Linked DNA regions of Homo sapiens: region 2 is linked to region 1. Evidence: read pairs that join two places in POLR2A ChIA-PET (ENCODE). Cell type or tissue: IMR-90. All regions are shown on one strand. Links, peaks and the distances in the headings refer to the core of each region. The heading gives the core; the rest is flanking DNA.

Region 1 (11,485 bases), core at 2,437-10,436:
GACAGGAAGTCACAGCTGTGTGGGCTGCATGGGGTCAGGGCTCATCTCAAACACACTCACTCATAATCAGAGGAGCTGCATCCCAGAGAAGGGAGGTGACTTTGCTGAGTGCATGGAAAGCTTTTGGAGCAAGAAAGTCTAGGTCTCGAATCCAGGCTCCCTGACTCCCAGGCCAGAGCAATTTCTGCTGTAGCTCAACAATAGAGGGAATAAGGTTTGGGAAACAGACGCTGACATTTTTTCCTTAATAATGTCCCATTCCACCCTTCAAAATGCCCCCAGCAGAGAGGATGGAGGACTGAGAAGCTGGCTCTCGGCTCTGGGGCTGTCACATCTCAGTAGGGGTAGACTGACAAGCTCAGAAGTAGGGGCAGATGACCTTGCATTAAGTCAGGTTCTTTAACTTGTTTGCTTGTGACTGTGGACACATCCTTTAGCTTTCTGGGCTTCACTTTCTTATCTGTGAAATGGGCCTTGTAAACCTGAACTCTTAGGTCATTTGTGGAAATTAAATGAGATAATGGATAGAAAGTAGCTAATTTAACAGCTCTATTTATGAGAGCAGCTATCCTGTGCCAACTTTGAAGCTACAGAGCTGCCAGCCTGGTGCCCAGGAGGCTGTGAACATCTATCATGGCTGGCTGGTAGGGGCAAGTTGGGGTAGAGATGCCAGTGAAAGTGGCCCCATTGGCTGCAGACACTAAATCCAAGGAGTTGCCCTCACTCCCCATGCACCCAGCAGCAGCCCCATTGCAGGCTGGGCTGAGTTCTGTCTGACTCTGCAGCAAACACCCTTCCCCTCTTCACTTCCCAAGACATCTGGAGCAGCTGACTCAAGCACCAATGAGATAATGTTTTTATTTGTTCTGTTTGTTTTTTGTTTATAAACCTGGGCTCCTGGGAGAAGCCAGATTCAAAAGTAGGTCTGAGATGTGAAGGTCAGCCTTGAGACTGACCACAGGGCCGAGGCCCAGCTGGGGAAAACACCAGGCCACCACACCTAATGGCCAGGCCAACTGCCTGTTGTTGCACTGTTACAGTTCTTCTCCTAGGTGCCCAGCCCTGGGCAGGAGGTGGGGGAGGCAGAGGCACAGCCTTCTAGGACCCAGTCTTGGAGACCCTCCAGGGTGCTCTGAAAAAGCAAGAGACTATGATAGAATGCAATATGATCGAGCTGTGACAGCAAAAGCTTGTGGGCTTATTTGAGGATTAAATGAGTTGTAGCAAGTCTTCAAGAATAGCTAACAATTACTCTAATAAAAAGGGAAGCACAGGAGCTTTTGAAGCAGCAAGAAGGCTCTAAGCTCAGTTTTGGGAGTGGGACAGTGTGGTGTGAAAGGGAGGGAAGTTTTGGCAGGGGCAGGAGGGTGATCTAATTGAGACTGGGCCCTTCTTCCTCTAGGCTGATGTGTATCCTTATCATATAAACCAGTACTTTTTTCTCCCACTACGTGCTGGAATCTATGCTAGGCTATGCTTTGAGGAGATCACAGAGATGTATAGAACTCAGTTTCTGCCCCTGCAGTGCCCATAGGTCGATGAGAAAGAGGATACATGTATAATCACACAATTGTGCAAAGCCTGCAGGAACACTCTGCAACATCCCAAGCTTCTGAGCCTCTCAAAGCCTCAGTTTCCCCATCTGGACCTATACAATTGGTATCATAATTATATGCTATCTTGCAAGGCTTTTGTGCAACAGTCCTGTAGTAAAGCAGTTAATAGTAGTAAAGCAATTAGCAGAGCTCCTAGCCCATTTTAAAAGCCCAGTAAATGCTGCTTAGTAGGATGATAGTGGTGATAAGTATTGTCCTGAGCCACTAAAGTGGGGGCAGTGGATGTATGGTGAGGATGGGAAAGGGGACATTTGGTTTGAAACATAAAAGATGAATAAGAGTCAAGTATGCAGAGGGATCAATGCAGAAAAAGAACTGGCAGGGAGGATGGTACTACATTCTGGGAAAACAATAGCAGCTGTGATGTGGGTTAATATGAAGGCTGAGCCCCTTCTCGAGCATCTGCAGGTGCTTGGAAAGATGAAGAGTCACTTCAAGGACTTCAAGAATCTTGGATGTCAATGTATAGGTTTTGTCTTGTAGACCAATGGTTTTAAATACTCTCTTCTCTTCTTTCCTTCCTTTCTTCTTTTCTTTTCCTTTCTCCCTCCCTGTCTTCCTCTCTCTCCATTTCCTTTTAGCAATTGAACTTTTCATTTGAAAGCAATGTTAAACAGAAGCCCATTATAAAGAACAAATAGAGGTGGAACTGCTGTTTGAAAGTTACCTATGGAACTACCATAGCTGGGGGTTTCCCCAGAAAGCACGGCCTGAGATAAGCATTTGTGCGCAGGTAGTTGCTTTTTGGATACAACCTCAGGGAACAGTAACAAGGGGGTAGGACATGAGGAAAGGAAGAAAGCCAATACCAGTGGTGCCATGTCCAGCTAATCATCACCATGGACAATGGAGGCTGGATTCTGCAGGGACCTTCTGAGGACCATATAGAAAGTCCTTCAAAATTGTCTGCCTGATGGTGAGAAATGGGGTCACAAAATCCACCTGCTTTCTGCCCCCGTTGGTTAAGGATTGCCCCATAGGTTGTTAACTCCCTTGCATTTTCAAGTTTTCCTGAGCGTAGATGTTGAGCAGGGTACCATGGTTGCCCTACTTCTTGATGTTCCAGAAGCCCCGGGGCAGTAAGTCAGCAAGATGGAGGTGCAGCTGGGGGCATTGCCTAGACCCCACTGGCAATGGCTAGGGTAGAAGGTGGATTGAAAAGATGTGAGGCAGGGCACAGGTGTGAATGCAAGATCTCATGACAGTTTGAGACTGGGGAGAAATGAATAGGGACAGGAAGTCCATTTAGGCAACAATTGGTGCCACAGACCAGGGAACAAGTTGTGAGGGAGGGAAGCAAATAACTTGGAGTGAGAAGGAAGGGGAGAATGGTTAGGGAGCTAGAATGGAGAATGGTTAGGGAGCTAGAATCCGTGGGGCTTGGGGATCACTTGGATGTGGGAGATGAGAGTGACTGGAGTGGTTGTTAGGTGTTCAGCTGGGGCACTAGACAAAGTGCAGTGCTGCTCACCCAAACAAGAGACTCAGAAGTTGGAGGAGATTTATTTATCCATTTATTTTAATGGAACAGATTTTTTTTTTTCCTTTTCCAGGTGGAGAGAAAATGAGCCCTCAGCTTTCCTGTAAGCCTCTACTAAGTGGCTTCCTGTCTGCATGAAACAGAAAGAAATTCCAGAATCATGCAAGTGGGGTTGGGACAGGGTGGGTAGTGTATGCTTAGGACTTGCCTTTTTTTTTTTTTTTTTTTTTGCCTCCATTGCTCTTGTATCTACAGAGCAACTACCTCCTTCTCTACTGACTTGTACGCACAGAGTCCTGATACTGGAAAGACCCTCTCTTTGTGTGGAAAGAAATGCTGGGCACAATGAAGTGATGCACCTGTGTTCATGCCGTGAGCTGGGATGTGAATGCTGATTGTAACCCAGGCCTGATTCTTATTCTTCTCCCCTTCCCTTCCATGCCTCCTGTAGCTCCTTTCTGTTCCCTGCCTGCTTTCTTAGAATGGGCCTAGGGATACCATGAGGTTTTGGTTATTCCCTATTCAAACAAGCAAACACAAAGCATTGTCTGTGTACAGCCTTTAAAGTATGCAATACCATTTTCCAGTTACTGCCTCCCTTCAGCTCCAGTTTTCTCCTCTTCCATCCAGGGTGAAACTGGTCCACAGAGCAGTAGTGTGATCTTCCCAAGGTCTCATGACCAGGAAGAAGAGGTGAGACCTGGATCTGAAACCAGGCTTCCTGGATCTTTCTCTATTTCTAATGTGGGGTTGAAATCATGTCCTTGGTGCCCCCAAGATAACATATATAAGCTTCTAACACATAGCAGCTACCCATTTGGCGCTATTTTCCTCTCTTTCTCCTCTGATCTCTTTCTATCAAACCATGCTGTTGCTCCCAAAGTTCCTCCAGCCAGTACTTTCCTGAGGAGTTCCTGGATTACTCTGTGCCTTTATAGAAAAACAAGAATGGTAAATACACTTCTTGCAGCCCAGACAATGTCTCTAATTGCTCTGAGCGTACATCTCATGTCCGTCAGGATAAAGTTCAGAACCTTAACCTGGCATCAAGGTATTCCACATGCACTCCAGCCTCTCTAATTCTGCCTTCTCTTTGAAACCATTCTGAAAGCACTGGGCAGAGTTCCTTGTCCTCTCAGTTATAGCTCTACAGTTAAAGCACTTAAACCCTCAAAGTTATTGTCTATTTGGGAAACTGTACCCACCCCAAGACTGTGCTGCTTGAGAGTCAGATAAGCCTTATTTACATCATTTTCCTCTATGAATCAGCACAGAGCCTGGCACAGGTAAGTACTCAGTAAATATTTGTTGAATTAATGCCACAATCGATGTATACATAAATCAGTGACTCAATGAATGAGGGTAGTGATACCTGCCCTTCATGAACTTGCAGAGTTAGTGTGGTACAGATGCAAGATGTATAACTATAAGGTTCCAGACAGATACAGAGCATTATTCCCATGGGTTTATAAGATGGACCTTGAAGAGTTAGCATGTGTGCTCACATAACCTGTATTGGCTGCTGTAGGTGCTGCTCTTCGGGTAGCAGGGCCAAGGAGAACCTTGCAAAGTAACCTCATGTATCTTTATGGAAGGAACCATGTTGTAGTTTCTGAATGGAGCTTGGCATAGACAAAGCATGCAGTTCATAGTTAGTATCAATAGTGGCAGATTCAAACCATGGGGCAGTGTGTATTCCATGCAGTGAGTCACCTGGAAATTCCAAAAAGCTCAAATTGATCTTATCTTCCTAACTTCACTCAAATTTTCTGAGTCTCAGTTTTCTCAGCTCTAAATGGAGCCATAATAGGGACCACCTCCCAGAGTGATTGCGTAAGAATTATGCAGATTACACAATGTATGGCTGTGGCTCCCAAAAGTTCCTCCAGTTAATGCTTTCCTGAGGAGTTCCTGGATTACTCTGTTCCTTTACAGAAAACCAAAAATTGTATATAGACTCAAGCATTGCCTGTGTACAATCTTTAGAGTATCTAATGCCATTTTTCAGTTATTACTGCCTTTCAGCCCCAATTTTCTCCTCTTTCATTCAGGGTGAAACTGGTCCACAGAGCAGTAGAGTGATCTTCCCACGGTCTTCCTAGTGACAACTGGTTGGAGCAATGTTCGCTCTCTAGCTAGTATCTAGACATAGAGTAATGAGCATCAACCAAGTATGTGCCCAGGCTTGAGAATCTGCCCTATAGAAGTACACAATATTACATTAAATATTTACAAAGATCTCACTTTCCAACTTGGGCCTGGCAGAGTGGCTCCCGCAAAGAAGGGTGGTGAGAAGAAAAAGGGCCATTCTGCCATCAATGAAGCAGTGACCGGAGAATACACCAACATCATTCACAAGCACATCCATGAAGTGGGCTTCAAGAAACATCCCCCTTGGACATTCAAAGAGATCTGGAAATTTGCCATGAAGGAGATGGGAATTCCAGATGTGTGCATTGATACTAGGTTCAACAGACCTGTCTGGGCCAAAGGAATAAAGAATGTCCCATACAGTATCTATGTGCAGTTGTCCAGAAAACGTAATGAGGATGAAGATCCTCATTAAGTAAGTTGTATACTTTGGTTGCCTATGTACCTGCTACCGCTCTCAAGAATCTACAGACAGTCAACGTGGATGAGAACTAACCAGTGATTGTCAAATATATCAAAGTTATAAAATTGCCAAAAAAAAAAAAAAAAAAGACCTACAGGAAGCTGCTCTGAAGAGGAGAGCCATGGGCCACATGTCTTCATTCCTTCAGTCTGCATGGTTGATTCTGGTCTTGTCGGGTTTAGAAAACAGCTTCATTTATTAACAGAAGGGCATAGGGCTGAGAATGGGCCCTCTGGAAGAAGGCAATTTGAAAGAGATAGGTCCTCAAGACCCCAGCCAAGAAACCTAAGGTGTCAGACCAGGCACTTGTCAAAGCAGGAAATGAGACTTGTGTCAGGAGTGAGGGGGAGGCTGGGGTATCAATGAGTACATCTTGTCCTAGATGGAGGTGTTCTGTAGCAGCCCAGGGGCAGAGAGCTGACTCACCAGACAACAGACACAGTAGCAGTGACCAGCACATGACTGCTCTCAGAGAGGAGACGGTATTGGACTATGCTTCTAAATTATGTACCACACTGCTGCATTGATTCAGGTAAGGCAGGGTAGGGCTGGACTTGTAAGCTGAAGGCCTTGTGGGTTGCTGGAGATTTGGCCTGGGGAAAGTAGGAGCTGACAGCTGCAGTCTCACTTTTTGTACAGACACAGGTTAGATATATTCTCTGCTTGACTCGAAGCTATTGTGTTGGCAAAGACCCTGTCCCAGTCTTTGGTTTTCTCTGTATTAGTGGAACTAAGCATGATGCCAGGCACATGGGAGGTGTTCAGTAAATCACTGCAGAATTTAGGAATAAACATGTAGAGCTGGGGAATGTGTGTTTTAGGGTGGGGGAAGGTGGACACGTTGTCCTAAGAAAAGTATAACTCTAGGATTTGAAATCTTATCCTCTTCAACCTGAGACCTTCTCAGGTAATCGTAGACAGGATTCATGAACACACTTCCAGGGCAAACACATTTCATGTTGATGCAGAGTATCTGGGACTTGGAAGAAACAACTCCTTATCTGAAGGATAATTTAGCAATTAGGAGCTGAGGCCTAACAGAAGGTTACCTAACATGTCTGTGTCTGCTTTCTCATCTGTAAAACAAGGGGCTAATGCCTGTTCATGGGGTAACTGAGGAGTTGGTGAGATGATGTGTGAGAAATTAGCAGTCCACAGCACAGCTTGATAAATGTTTGTTGAATGGCAAATGCCATTCTGGTGACTAAAGTTCACCATGGCTCAGTTCTGCTTTCTGCCTTGACTCATCCTCCTTGTTGTCTGCCAAAAATCATTCTGTGCCCAACCTGGTTCCTTCTCAAACTAAGAGGTCCATTCACAACACTAGCTGGCATCAGGTAGGAAGCCACCCTTGGTCATCTGCTGCTCATCCTCGGGGGACAGACAGTGATGGACAGGCAGACTCTGAAAGTGGAGCTGAGTCTTGAGCACTGAGCATGTCATCCATCATTGAAGCCACTTCGAGAGGAGAGGAAAGTAGTCAGTAGTGTCACCTACTGACTGGCACTGCTGGTAGCAGGGGGTCTTATTTTAGCAATGCCTCTGAGCTCATGCAAGTATCATTGGGAAGCAGGATTAGGTTTGCTAAATATATAATTAAATAAGATGAAATATCAGAGAAGAGGTACAGATGAAGATTATGGAGTTATAAAACAATAGATTGGGAAAAGGCCATGATGGTTTCTTTATATATTCCCTAAGAAAAATAACAAAGCAGCAAATTTCAACTGTAGAGAGCACATGTAGAAACCCACAGGGAGAATCATTAGTGGGTTGAAGGCTGGGATGCATCACTGAAGAGAGAAAGAGAGGAGAATCTGCATTTATTGGCTGCATGGTCTGAGCCAGGCCCTTCCCATGTACACTGTAGTCCTACATGGGAAAGATTACTATTTCTGTTTTAGTGAAATGGAAACTAATGCTCAGGTTTGTTAAGTAACTCGCACACACCCATGATATTTGTGAGTGTCAGAGCTTGGCCTTGTATGTCCAAAGGGCATTGTTCTATGGAGTCACACTGTCCAATAGCCCTTCTGGTTTATAAAGAAACTTTAAATCTTGTCTAATTGTTTCAGCAAAGATCAGAGAAGGACTTCAGGGTGAACCTTTTACTTAAAGAGGGTGTTTGGAACACTTTAATCAAATTTCCATTGTAGTCTATCAATCATCTACCACTCTATGTATGTTTTTGACATGTTCCCATAATGGCCTAGTTGCCCAAACCATGGCTCTATTGACAGGTGCATTCTCCTTTATTTCTCTAAAGCATGAGGCTCGACCAACCCCATCTCTGTTCTTGTTTGGCTCTACCTGTCATCAGCCATAAACTAATCCCATACTCCCAGCTTTTCCCCCTGTTAAAAGCTCCCAGCTCCAATACAACTTCCAACATGGAAGCCAGAGTGATCTTCTCGAATTCTGGATCTACTAATGTCCCAACTTTGCCCTCACATTTAGAAGGGTTATCTCTTGCCACCACATTTTATCCAGTTCTGTGGTCTGGAATTCAATTTATCCATTTTTTTTTTCAGTGTTTCAAAAAACAAAACATTGGTTTTTTTTTTGCTGTCCCAGATAAGAAAGATTTGCTTAACCAAAGGTCATAAAAATTTACTCCTATCTTCTCTTCTAAGAGTTATATAGTTAGTTATAGTTTTTGCATATACGTCTGTACAAATTTTAAGTTATTTTTTATATATTTATTTTTAGATGTTACATCATTTGATTAATACAATAAATTTACTCTATTTTCTATTAACATTTCCATTACATACTGCAGTTTTATAGAGAATACATTGATTTGTATGTATTTATTTGTAACCATTAGCCATTCTAAACTCAAGGAAGATTTTTGTTTGTTTGTTTTTTCAGGGTTAAGAAACAGAAAATAATGATTAATTTTTAAATCTCCCTTTTTGAATAGTTATATTGCTTTTTACTTTATTTTTCTGACTTAAACAAACATCCTAAATAATGTTAAATAATAATAGGTGATAGTGGACATCTGTATCTTGTTCTCAAATTTAGTGGTAATGAACCTGGTGTTTGTTCGAAATTGACTTCAGATATTCTTTACCATGTCAAAACTATTGCTCTATTCCTTCTCTACTATTTCTAGTTGAATCCAGACAGTATAGTAAATTTATTGTTATCTGTTTTTTGCTCTGTTAATCACTTAATGAAATGATGTAATGCAGTTATCAACATTTTCAGTATTGAACCATCCTTGCATTTCTGGAATGAATCCTGCTTAGTCATAGTGCATTATTCTTTTAAGATACTTCTGGTTTGGAACTGCTACCATTACATTTATGATACTTGCACAAATGATATTGCCCCACATCAATATATGACAAATTCCCTTTCTTGGACCAAGCCAAACTACATTTAAAAAGTAGGTAAACAAGGAAAGGCCTAGATGAGGCTTCAGGATCTAATTTTTACTTATTTTAGAGAGCCTGATAATTGTTCATGTGACAAAGTGCTTATATCACAGTTTCTCATTTTAAGGTCCTGCCCTATTTTGGCAAAGCATTGAAAGGAAGTACTAAAGCATCACAGGGCAGTCTCAGTAAAATAAAACTACAATAATACAGTAGTTATACAAACTACAATAATACAGTAGTTATACGGTAGTTATACAATAATACAGCAGTTATACAATAATACAGTAGTTCTGCAATTGTATACAGTAGTTATACAACCAAGAAAACTACAATAATACAGTAGTTAAGTGTTTATGGTATGCCATATGATACTATACTTGACACTTTACATATATTAGTTCTCCTCCTCCTCCTCCTCTTTGGCAGGACAACTTATTGGAATATTAATTAGTGTTTTCTATATGATTGATAGAAGGTTGGAAAAAATGTGTATGGAATATATGTTCTTTTTCCCTGAGGGCATTATTAGAGGCTTTTGTGTTGCAGCCCTGAAAAGAGAAGACATCTAACAAAAATGCCCTTATCTACTCCCACTCTCAGGCCTTTGTTTGAAGAATGTATTGAGATATTGAGGGAAGCTGGCATATGAAGTGGAGAAGGAGGCAGAACTGGCCCTACATGTGCACACACGAACACTGCCTTCTACTGAGATTGCAAGGTAAGTGAAGGTTATCATCCTAGAGCCTAGGGTGGGGGAGCATGCTGTGGCAGGTCCCACCAGTGCCAGGAACTCACACAGCACCTGAGGAGTGCCAGGGTCTTTGATGGGGTGGTCCATGGTGCCATGAAATTGATCACTGAGAGGCAAAGCCTTAGGATATTTGCAAAAAAAAGCCTTAGCGTGATGGCAGAGTTCTGTGTTTGTGAATGGAAACATTTTCATTTTACATCTCAGTGAATAGCTGTGGATTTAAAAATAGAGTATACTCTTCCATTTTTCAGGTGCCATGGAAGTATCCTGGGTCTTTGTATGCAGCCTAGAAAGGAGGTGAGTGTTCCCTCCCACTCTATCTTACAAAAGTTGCACCTCAGTCGTAGGGAGCAAATTCCTGTCTTCTAGCTATACAATTCTCATGCTAACCTTAGAAAGTTTTTAATCATTATCCCATTTTTAGATAAGAAAATGAATATCCGAAGAGACTAAGTACCTGGTCTGAGTAACTGGATGTTATCTCAAGTTAACCTCCTTTCTCATGGCTGAACAATTATACTGTGCTGCCTTACATTAAAAAAAAAAAAAAAGCTATTCCTTACTAAGGGACTACTTTATGTAATGCACAGGGCTAGATGCTATATATATATGTATGTATATAAAATTTCAAGGAAGTCCTTCCTATTATAATAATCATTTCATCTTATGATAAAGTAGAAGATGGAGAATTATTTGGTAGTTGTTAGACCCAGTGTTTAGTCCCAGTTCTGCCACTAGCTTTGTACATTAGTTTCTTCATCTGTGACCTGAGAATAACAAAATTTGCCTTTTGATATTATCATGAGTACTGAGTGAAGTATTAGAAATAGCAGGATCTTGTTAACTGTAAAAAGATGTGCACACATGGACCCTGCCTTTTACTGAGACTGCAATCTATACTGGTCGTCTCAACCAAGCGTCTCTCTTCAGCAGTTACTAAGATACTGAGGTATACATTACAACGCAGAGGGGACCAGGATACCACGAGGTGGACACTAGCCTTGGAAACTGATTATTTATATTTGTGTGTAGTCTCCTTGAAGCAGAGGTTAGGTCAGACATAGCTCTTCTGGGTCTGGCAAAGTCAACTGGAAACCGCTAATGGCCAATCATCCTATAAGATTGCTTCTTTCCAGTCCTCTGCATTCAGGGAAGCCAAACAAACAAGGCACTTTCATCACCACTCCAAGGAATCTATCTTTGACAGCTTCCAGACAGCAGACATATTGGAATATATAGTCCATCCATAGAACCCAGAAGGTGATCTCCCAGTAGAGATCAAGCCATCTCAAGAAAAGTCCAGAAAAACTCCCTGAGCAGATGTCTGCCCTCAGGATAACATTGAGGCAGATGTTTGTGCTCTGAGGTCACTGCATGGTATTGGCTACATCCAGAGTTGCTCAGGACAAGCTGTTTGTTAATCCAGGCTAGTAAATGAGGGGGTGTCTAAGGTATTTGTTAAAGAGTCACCGAAGTCACCCTCATTGGGCCAAAGCTTGGTAGAACCCAGGAAGTAGCCAGATTATGCCAAAGGCAATGGGGATTTCAGGAAAAAAGTTCAAAGAAAATCACTGAGATTTAACAATAGATTTCTTTTTCCATCAATATTGGGAAAGTGTGCCTGGTGAAGAAGGCATT
Region 2 (11,485 bases), core at 1,896-9,895, 440 kb before region 1:
TGCCTCGTCCCCAGACAAAAACAGACACAGCATTTTAATGATTAACACTGTAACCGTGTTATTGGCCTGCGCAGGCCTCTTGCCATCAGTGAGGCAGGAACAGCCCTGCTGCCTCTTGCTCTAAACCCCAGGGGGAAGGGTAATTTAATAAAGATTCAGTGCTTCCCTGTGAAAGTCCCAGGACATACTTCCTCCTGCCATTGAGAGGTTGCTTGGTAGGTTCTGGGCATTTCTGAAACTCTCCACTGTGACCCACAGTGTATGAGCCTTTTTTACCTGCCCCCAGGTGCTCTGCTGGGTACTTTTCATCTATTATCTCATTTTTTATTCTCCCAGTCACCCAGCCAAGCAGCTGGACCTATCTCCATTTTACAGTTGTGGAAGATGAATCCAAGCTTTAATCTTTCATTCCCCTGCTAGACCAAGGAATGCAGAAATACCTAAAGAAACATCTGGAAGTAAAAGATGCTGCCACAAAGAAGTTCAACTACTTCTTTGTCTCTTCCTTTTGGGGTGATTTTTCTTTCACTTTACTTGTTCTTGTAAAGAATCTTCCTACCTTTCCATTGCCCCTTCCCTCCCACCCACTCTACCCCTGTCATTCTCCTTAGTTGATCTGGAGTGGATGCAGAGGGACCTACATTTGTTTCAGCATAATTCACTCGTCAGCCTTTTATTCAGGTGCTGACTTATCCGGTTGTAAATTCAGTCATTCATTCCATGCTCATTTCCTGTTCTCCTTCTATGTTCAACACCAAGCTCCATGCTGTGGATTCAAAGGTGGTCGTGGTGTGGTCCAGATCTTCAAAGCCCTCATAATCTAGTGGGGAAAGAAGAGATGCAAGCAAGCAGTTTCTAATTAACATGATGAGAGCTCCTAGAGAGGGACTTACACTGTGTTGCAAGAACATAAGGAACAAAAATCAACCTGAAGATAGGCCAGGCACAGTGGCTCACATCTGTGATACCAGCACTTTAGGAGGCCGAGGCAGGTGGATCACTTGAGGTCAGGAGTTTGAGACCAGCCTGGCCAACATGGCGAAACCCCATCTCTACTAAAAATACAAAAAAATTAGCTGGCCATGGTGGTGCCTGTCTGTAGTTCCAGCTACTTGGAAGGCTGAGGCAGGAGAATTGCTGGAACCCGGGAGGCAGAGGTTGCAGTGAGCCAAGATTGTGCCACTGTACTCCAGCCTGGGTGACAGAGCAAGACTCTGTCTCAAAAAAAGAAAACAAAAACAAAAACTAACCTGAAGAAATCATGGAAGACCTCCTAGAGAAAGTGTCACGAGAGTTGGGAACTGAAGCAAAAATAGGAGTTTATTAATTTCTCTTTAATTCCTTTAAAGACCATATCAGTGGTCTAGACCCACCTGCTTCCAGTCTCCTGCATTTAAGCAGACATTCTCCATGTCACATACCTGGCCTTTCCTGACAATAGCTGTTGAGACCAGAGATTGACCTCAGGCCCCAAGTAAGCTAATTCTTAGATAGGCTGGAGATCATTGATTAGTGGCCTGACTTGAAAAGTTGAGCTCAGCCAATCAGATTCCTTCTTCGGGAAGTTAGACTTGGGAAGAGAGGGATGGATCTAGTTGGTGCTGGTGCTGCATTTGCAAATATGCAAGGTAGAATTGGGAAGCCACAATGATTGTCTACCAGTGAAGGTGTAGGGACACTAAAGCAACAAGGAAACAGGAGACGCCTAGGGAGAAAGCAGAGATGTAGCGAGGGCTAGAGAGTCCAGTGACTTCAGAAACAGAAAAAACATTAGGAGCTGCCGGGGGTGACAATGTTTCTCAGTCCCCACTGTGGCCCTTCCTGTCCTGGAATGTCTGCATGAGACCACTGAACAGCCCCACATACATTCCCCGTCCTTTAAAAATGAGCTTAAATGAGCCTTGGTTCTTGAAACCCAGGGTCTTAGCTATAACAATATTCCAAAAATGTTTTCATGGAGAGCAGGGCTTTTCTAGTTGAGTAAGAAGAAGAGAGAGGTGATAGTGGAACATTCTAAAATAACCAACGTTAGCTCTGAGAGGGTGGGAGGTTCAGTTTGGCTGGGCCTAGAGTCAGTGATGGGGCTGGTAAAATCTGGAGCCAGACTGGAAGGGCTTTGAGAAGACACCTTCGTCTTCGTAATTTATGGTGAAATTGTAGTAACAACAAGTCAGTTCTACAAGTAACACTAGTAAATCAGGATGCACAAGACAGGGCTTTGCCAGGAATGAGCCCATCCATTTCCCTTTTATTCCTGGCCTCACTTTATAGGTAGTTCTCATCAGAGGCATTTTATCTTGGCTGAACTTTTGGCAATGGCAAAGCTGAGGGAAATGCTTTTTTTTTTTTTTTTTTTAAACAAGCCTCCACCTTTTTACAGGCCCCTCTTGCCAGCACTTTCTGTTATCAGGAGCTGGGAGATTTCATAGTTCTCATTTGTCATTGAACTAGAGTGTTTTCCTGTCCTGCCTCTTCCCAGGGGTGTTGACCTTGGAAAAGTGACTCAGTCTCCTTGAATCTCATTTTCTTTACTTGTAAATGAGGGTAATTATATTTACCCAGCTGAATTCTAGGGTGGTGCTTTTCCAACTTTCTCTGGGGAACCACCAGGGATTTTTTTTTTTTAATTCATTTATTTATCTTTTTTTTTTTTTTTTTTTTTTTTTTTTTTTGAGACAGGGTCTTGCTCTGTCACCCAGGCTGGAGTACAGTGATGTGATCTTGGCTCACTGCAACCTCCACCTCCCAGGTTCAAGTGATTCTCCTCCCTCAGCCTCCCGAGTAGCTGGGACTATAGGTGCACGCCACCACACCTAGCTAATTTTTGTATTTTTAGTAGAGACGGGGTTTCACCATGTTGACCAGGCTCGTCTTGAACTGCTGACCTAAAGTGATCCACCTGCCTGGGTCTCCCAAAGTGCTGGGATTACAAGCTTGAGCCACCACACCCGGCCTATTTATTTTAATTTTTTATTTTTCAATCCGTGATGAACCAGTACAAGCATGCAGCTTGGGCCATATGCAACCTGAGTTCAACAGCACCCAAACTAGTCTAGACCCCATTCCAGAAGACAAGTCTGCTAGTCACATGCTTGAATGTTATTGCACTGTTAAAACACTAGAGAGGTTTCTAACATGTTGCTTTCAATTCTGTGTTTATTATTGTGAACTGGAAACGCGTAGTTCGCAGACTAGCATCAGTCCATGGACCAGATTCGAGCGACACTGCCTTAGTAGTCTTACGAAATCCAATCAAGGCAACTTATGGGGTAGGGCTTTGGGACTGAGGGTGTGCTTTATATGTAACTTGCATATGTGAACCGTGTTTATGGGATCATAATGTAATGCCGATCTCATGTTTCCTGAATGTTTGTAACTCTTTCTTTGTCTTCTCTGGTTATATTCTTGGGCTGACAATGTTTTCTGGTATGTCCTTTTCTCTTTGCTTGTGACTTGGCATTCTATTCTGCACTGGAACACAGTATGTCCGCATACAAAGGCTGCAGGTTTTAGAGTCAGGGTTGGAGCTAGAATTTGGGCTCTGATACTTTCTAGTGATGAGATGTTGGACAAATTGTTTGATTGTCCCTCAACTTCTGCATTAATTTAATTTAACTTAATTAATTTATTTTTTTGAGACAGGGTCTGGCTCTATCACCCAGGCTGGAGTGCAGTCATGATAACTTGGCTCACTGCAACCTCCACCTCCTGGGCTCAAGCCATCCTCCTACCTCAGCCTCCTGAGTAGCTGGGACTACAGATGTGTACCGCCACACCTGGGTAATTTAAAAATTTTTTTAGAGATGGGGTTTCACTTTGTTGCTCAGGCTGGTCTCCAACTCCTGAGCTCAAGTGATCAACCCACCTAGGCCTCCCAAAGTGCTGGGATCACAGGCTTGAGCCACTGCCCTCTTTTCTATTAACAGAGTGCTGATAATACCTAGCTGGTGGCTATTGTGAGAATTAAATGATTTAATGTGAAAAACCATGTCTTGTGTCTAGTAGGTACCCAGTAAAGCAGCTTGCTTTGCTCTTGTACTCTGATGACATTTTTGTCTGTCTTACATTCTGTGTGATTTGGAGGCTCAGGAAGTGGCACAGGCAGGCTAATAAACCATGGTGGCGGCAGCATCATAGATCGTGATGTCAGCATAGCCCCCATACTTTGCTGTTGCCCCAAGAGGAGCCAGAATCAAACACTATGGGTGAGCTAAGTGCTGAATCCCTTCTCTTTAATAGTGTCTCTACCTCAAGGGACCCCTGGAGCCCACACAGCCACAGAGTCCCAAAAGGTCCCTGCTGATGGGGCTCGGGCTATTGGGCACAGATGCTGTTCGGTGCCTGTCCTTTGCTTAGGGCATTCTTCCCAGCTGACAGAGCCCTGGTTTAGTCATGGAAGGTGTCTCTGTCTCCAGCTCAGGGGTGAATCTTGATTAGTTTAACCAGTAACTGCAATCCCATGTTCCCTTATCAGTAATGAATTTTGGGGTGGGTGTGTCTCTCAGTACGGCCTGAGACTTAAAGTCAAACTCCTAGGCTCAAGTGATCCTCCTTCCTCAGCCTCCTGAGTCGCTGGGACTACAGGCACACGGCACCACACCTGGCTGATTAAAAACAAAAAAAAAAGCCCGGGTGCGGTGGCTCACACCTGTAATCCTAGCACTTTGGGAGGCCCAGGTGGGCAGATCACGAGGTCAGGAGTTCGAGACCAGCCTGACCAACATGGCGAAACCCTGTCTCTACTAAAAATACGAAAATTAGCTGGGTATGGTGGCATGCGCCTGTAATCCCAGTTACTCAGGAGGCTGAGGCAGGAGAATCACTTGAACCCAGGAGGTGGAGATTGCAGTGAGCTGAGATTGTGCCACCGCACTCCAGGCTGGTGACAAGCTAAAACTCCATTTCAAAAAAAAAAAAAAATTAAAGCAGGGAGCTGATGGGAGGCACCTGGAAAAGGTTTCTTCTACTCTTACCACTAGAAGATTCAGGCTTTTTCTGCCTCTGGATGTTTTTCAATCCAGATGTGAGGTCTAGAACTGTGGCAGCCCTCTTGGGACCATGAGGGGAGCCAGTCTAAGAACAAAGTTGATATGTTGAGACATGGAAAAAACATGGATCCTAGATGAAGTTATTGAATCAGCTCTGAAGTCACTCCACCTCTGGCCTTTATGGTGTATAAATTGGACAAAATGAACTTGTAATCATTGTGCTAGCACTCCGTATCAAAATCCTCAAATAAAATGTGAGGAAATGGCTTTGCCGGTACTGTGCAATGCTGAAGGCAGAGTGATGTTTGAGAATTCCTGGGCATGGACTCTGCTTTCTTTCTGCAGTTGAGGAAATGGACTCATTCATGTTGTGTTTAAACATTCCCTTGAATAGAAGCCATAGATGTTAGAGTAAATTCTATTCTAGTGACATGAGCAACGAGTAAAAAAGAGCAGTGACATAGCCCTTTGAATCTCATTAGAAGCCTCACTAAGATGTGTGCTGTGATCTGCACCTGACTGACTGACGTGTTATTCTGAATTCAATAATATTCTCTACCTTTGAATAATTAAAACGGGGACTTACTATAATGGGTAAGGATGTGTAGGGGTGTGTGTGTGTGTGTGTGTGTGAGTGTGTGTGTGCCTCTTCTGTAACTCACCTGAAATCCCTGTAGTTGTTCTATTTGAGGTAATACATTTCCTAATAATTCTTCTTCTTTCTTCTTTCTTCTTTTTTGAGACAGGATCTTACTCTGTCACCCAGGCTAGAGTGCAGTGGTGCAATCATAGCTCACTGCAGCCTCAAACTCCTAGGCTCAAGTGATCCTCCCTCCTTAGCTTCCTGAGTTGCTGGGACTACAGGCACACGTCACCACACCCAGCTAATTAAAAAAATAAAAACACTTTGTGTGTGTGTGTGTGTGTTTAGAGCTGGGGTCTTGCAATGTTGCTCAGGCTGTCTCAAACTTCTATACTTTAGTGATTCCCCACCTCAGCCTCCCGAAGTGGTGGGATTGCAAGTGTGAGCCACCATGCCTGGCCTAAATTTCCTAATTCTTTAAGTCGCTTTAAGTTGAGTGGCTTATTCTTTGCTCTTGAAAACACCTTAATTGATATATGTTCCAACTGTGAGTGTTTGGCCAGTGGGTTCAGGGGTAACACTGGGGTTAGGGACACAAAAGCATATGCTTTCTAAATTTTGCTCTAAGTTTTCACAGTGAATCTGAGAGATCATGTTTGAAATAATCCAGTCCATTCTGCCCTTCATTCATTTGTTTGTTTGAACCTGTTGAGTGCTTCTCATGTGTCAACCACTGTGCCTGGCACTGGGAATGCATTGGAGAAGCGGTCTTGCCTTGGGAACATCATGATCTAATTGACAAACACTTTGGTGGCTCTGCCTGCTAAACTCTCTTACAGGATTCTCAATATCTTGGAAACCATTTATGTGTCCCTTCAAGATTTTTTTTTTTTTTTTTTTTTTTTTAGACAGAGTCTCACTCTGTTGCTTAGGCTGGAGTGCAGTGGCGCAATTGCGGCTTATTGCAACCTCTGCCTCCCGGGTTCAAGCGATTCTCCTGCCTCAGCCTCCCAAGTAACTGGGATTACAGGCACCTGCCACCACGCCCAGCTAATTTTTTGTATCTTTAGTAGAGATGGGGTTTCATCATGTTGGGCAGGCTGGTCTCGAACTCCTGACCTCAGGTGATCCACCTGCTTTGGCCTCCCAAAGTGCTGGAATTACAGGCATGAGCCACCGTGCCCGGCCCACTTCAAGATTTTTAATCCATCTGAGATGTGCCAGGGAAGGAGAGACTTGTTTCTGTTGTCATTAGAAAACCCAGGTTTGTGTGGCGCTGGTTTCAATAAATGTGTCCATCATGTTGGTCAGCAAGAACATCACGTTGGGAAGTGTAATAGCCATAGCTTTTCTTTACATGCTAAAACACAATAAATATTTACATTGGAGGCAGAAAGTAACCACATATTAAATATCTGGGTCTCAGATCATGGGTTATTGGTTTTCAAATGGGCATTTTTTTCAGCTTTATGATCCACCCTAGTGACAGTGGTGATACTTCTCTATACTTCTGTGCAGGTCCTGATGTGTATTCACTGGCTCTTGTGTCCTTATCTTATCTAAAGCATTGTAGAAGAGAACAAATACATCTAATCTTCAGGACAGTGCCTTTGCAGGTGGACAGGGATAGCATATCAAGCACTGAACACTTTGAGCCGGGGAGGCTTTGAGCTTGTGATGTCTTCAGGGAAATGAACATGTGACATGGGGGAATAAGTCTGTTTTTTTTTTAATTAATTAATTAATTAATTTTTTTTTGAGATGGAGTTTTGCTTTTGTCACCCAGGCTGGAGTGTAATGGCGCGATCTTGGATCACCACAACATCCGCCTCCCAGGTTCAACCGATTCTCCTGCCTCAGCCTCCCGAGTAGCTGGGATTACAGGCATGCACCAACACGCCCAGCTAATTATGTATTTTTAGTAGAGACGGGGTTTCTCCATGTTGGTCAGGCTGGTCTTGAGCTTCCGACCTCAGGTGATCCACCCACCTCGGCCTCCCAAAGTGCTGGAATTACAGGCGTGAGCCACCATGCCCGGCATAAGTCTGTTTTTTATACAACAAACGAATGACTAGCATCTCTGTGATAGCAGTAAGTCCCAGAACATGGGTCTTCTTCTTTTTTTTTTTTTTTTTTTTTGAGATGGAGTTTTGCTGTTGTTGCCCAGCTGGAGTGCAATGGCACGATCTCAACTCACTGCAACCTCCGCCTCCCGGGTTCAGGCGATTCTCCTGCCTCAGCCTCCCAAGTAGTTGGGATTATAGGTATGCACTACCATGCCTGGCTAATTTTTTATTTTTATTTTTTTTTAGTAGAGACAGGGTTTCACCATGTTGGTCAGGCTGGTCTTGAACTCTTGACCTCAGGTGATCTGCCCACCTCAGCCTTCCAAAGTCCTAGGATTACAGGCGTGAGCCACTGCACCCGGCCCAGTCTTCTTTTTCATCTCTCTGAAACTCGTGCTTTTGCTTCTTAGAGGAGAGCCCCACTTAGGACCTGGCCCTTTTTTCTCATCCTGCATGTTGCCCCTCAGAAAAGAATAATTGAACCAGGCACAAGAGAGAAGGGCTTTTGGTGGATGGAGGATGGCGGTTTTGGCAAAGTGTTCATTTTTCTTTTCTTCAAGCTCAGATGAGGAAACCCAGGTAGGTTGTGAGATGGTATGAAGTGTATGTATTCATCACGAGGGCCCCCACGGGGGCGGAAGGCAGGAGCTGAACTCCTCCCTGGTGTTCAGAGCTGGGGTTGATTGCATGGAGTGAGGATTCTTGGTAAGTGTAGAGTCCAGGCTCTACCCTTGATAATTGCTCCTTCTCTTCTTTGTAGCTTTTACTTGTATTGCTTCTACCACATCATAAACAGTTTATTATATTTCCATTCAATTAAACCCAGGTTTATTGAACTAGATTCAGCGATAGGTACAAGGGACATTGAAATGAATCAGACACTAGTCCTCGCGAGACTCATGAACTAGGGGGAGAGACTGACAGATTGACAGCCCAGAAAACTCAGTATCTAAGTGTCCCTATAAATAAGACACACAGGGGCTAAGAGAGCACAGAGATGGGGCTTCTCACCAGCCATGAGAGGTCATGACGACTTGGGGAACAGTTAGTTCAGTGTGACTGGAGCTGAGTGTCTGTCTTAGTTCAGGCTGCTATTAGCAAATTACTATGGACTGGGTGGCTTAGAAAACAGAGATTGATTTCTCACACTTTGGGGACTGAAAATCCAAGGTCAGGCTGCCAGCATGGTCAGGTTCTGCCACGGTTCCTCTTCCAGGTTGCAGACTACCAACTTTCTGTTGTAGCCTCTCACATGGCGAAGAGAGGGTGGGAGAGAGTTCTCTGGGTCCCCCCGATATTTTTTTGAGACAGTCTCTCTCTGACGCCCAGGCTGGAGTGCATTGGTGCTATCTCAGCTCACTGCAACCTCTGCCTCCTGGGTTCAAGCGATTCTTTGCCTCAGCTTCCCAAGTAGCTGGGACTACAGGCACACGCCACTGCCCTTGGCTAATTTTTGCAGTCACAGGGTTTTGCCATGTTGGCCAGGCTGGTCTCGAACTCCTGATCTCGTTATAATACTCCTTATAATGTAATGATGATTAGCATTATGTTTTTATTGTAATTGTCATTATGATTATTAAATTTATGCATCAAACATTTATCCTAGTTCTGAGCTGTGTACCTCTGAATCCAAGATCCCATTGTAACTTTACAACAGCTCTAGGAGGTTGGCATGATTCCTACAGCCCAAACATTCTGCAGCTTTTCATTCTGAATCTGGTCATTTTGCATAACTCCACATTGCCTGTTTATTGTAAAATCAACTTGTAAGGAAATAAAAAGCACAAGTAAAATAACCCTGGATCTATATGACTTCCACATCACCTGTTTGTTTTTACACCCTCCCTTCCTGTAGTGATCCACATGTGTTTAGATTTTGATTACAGGTATATGTTCATTTTTAAATATAGGTACAATCTGTATGATGTTATATCCTTCCTTTATCACTTAACATTATTTTCTATTCTATATTGCCATGTTTTTCCTTTTCTTTTCTTTTTCTTTCTTTTTTTTTTGAGACGGAGTTTCACTTTTGTTGCCCAGGTTGGAGTGCAATGGTGCAATCTTGGCTCACCGCAACATCTGCCTCCTGAGTTCAAGTGATTCTCCTGCCTCGGCCTCCTGAGTAGCTGGAATTACAGGCACCCACCACCATGCCCAGCTAATTTTTTGTATTTTTAGTAGAGAAGGGGTTTCACTATGTTGACCAGGCTGGTCTTGAACTCCTGACCTTGTGATCCACCCGCCTAGGCCTCCCAAAGTGCTGGGATTACAGGCATGAGCCACCACACCTGGCCTATATTGGGACATTTTTCTAATACTTTATAATTTTCTCTGGCTGTAGTAGCTACCTTGTGGATATGCCATTATTCACTCACTTAAAGACGGCTATTTTTTGAACATTTTAGATTATGGCGACTATCTATGTCTATGGTGTTTTGAAAATTTCTTCTGAGTTGACTTCTCGGAGTAAATTGTCAGGAGAGGAGTTATTAAATTAAAATGTAGTCAACATGTATTTGTTGAGCACCTGTTTGCTCCAGGCTATGCTCAGTAGCTGGAGGCACAGCTATGAATGGGACAAACATGACCCCAGTTCTCCTCAAGCTTTCATTGCTCTGGGGGAGACAGAGACCAAAGGGATAAGCAAATAAACAAACAAAATAATTATGGGCCTGGTGCAGTTGCTTACACCTGTAATCCCAGCACTTTGGGAGGCTGAGGCAAGAGGATCACTTAAGCCCAGGAGTTCAAGACCAGCCTGGGCAACATAGTGAGATCCTGTCTCTACAGAAGATTAAAAAATTAGCTGGGCATGGTGGTGAATATCTGTGGTCCCACCTACTTGGGAGGCTGAGGTGGGAGGACTGCTTGAGCCCATGAAGTCGAGGCTGCAGTGAACCATGTTCATGATACTGCACTCCAGCCTAGACAACAGAGCGAGACCCTGTCTCAAAACAAAAACAAAAATATACACAAAAACAAAAACAAAATCAAAATAATTATGCATTGTGATAGTGCTGTGAAAAGATAAACAAAGTGATGGGATAGAAAATAATGGGAGAGTCCACTTGGATAGCTTTCCTGGCAGCCACTCTGAGAAAGGGTCATTTGAGCTGAGACCCAGAGAATGAGAATGAACTGGCCATTCAGAGTGATCCGCCGAGAGAGAGTGCTCACGTGCAAAATGGGCACCTGAACATATGGAGTGGGCTTGATCTGTGAGCAGTGTACAGTATACAGACAGCCACACGTTTCAGTGTAATCACTTGCTCCAAAAATCTGGATTCTGTTTAGTGAAATTATTTAATTCTTCTCTCCTGACTCCTGTGTGGCCTCCTGATGCGTTTCTCTGTTTTCACTTTTGTCCTTCTTCAATCAATTTGCCACTCAGCAGCCAGCATAACTGTGTAAGCGTGCATCATGCATGAGCTGCAAGTTTGAGAAACCCCATAGTAACCCTGTCTCAAAATATTTAAAAAAAATAGCATTTAATGGCTTACATAGCTGAAAAGTCTGGATACATCTGGGTCCAAAGGGTCAAACTATAGCTCAGGACTTTCTCAGCTCTGCTTGCCTCTGGGAGTTACTCTTATGCATGCTGTCCCCCTGTTGTGGTAAGATGGGCACTAGCAGTTCAGTTTGCGTCTTTACCAACAGGTCTGGCTGAAGTCTTGTTTATTGGCCTGGTTGAGCGACATGCTGGGAGTGGGTTCGTGAATTGGTTGGGATGATGGAGAGGCGGGGGGAGGCAGTAATCAATTAGCCAAGCATGGATTTCTGGTACTGCAGAGGGAAGTCAATACCATCCAAATCTCATAGGATGAAAAGAAAATAGCATTCTACTG

The links. Peaks named below come from ENCODE experiments on the same cell type or tissue, not always from the same donor. Only the 100,000 strongest peaks of a DNase experiment are listed, where the experiment ranks them.
Region 2: POLR2A ChIA-PET joins it to region 1 with 11 read pairs; 2 of 35 experiments call an interaction of 5 or more read pairs at or near these places.

What each region holds. Positions count from the first base shown.
Region 1 is chr9:108,034,851-108,046,335 of GRCh38, forward strand. LOC105376214 (a long non-coding RNA gene) reads right to left here. Exons shown (of 6, transcript XR_007061722.1): 6 at 8,395-11,485. It also overlaps the pseudogene RPL31P43. Among named protein-coding and RNA genes, the nearest start is that of KLF4, 550 kb to the left of the region's middle. In IMR-90, for the core only: no CTCF peak of the experiment used is centred there; a DNase peak (open chromatin) is centred at 6,921; H3K27ac peaks cover 197 bases.
Region 2 is chr9:107,598,041-107,609,525 of GRCh38, forward strand. The region is part of intron 5 of LOC105376205 (a long non-coding RNA gene); the gene reads left to right. Among named protein-coding and RNA genes, the nearest start is that of KLF4, 110 kb to the left of the region's middle. In IMR-90, for the core only: no CTCF peak of the experiment used is centred there; no DNase peak of the experiment used is centred there; H3K27me3 peaks cover 726 bases.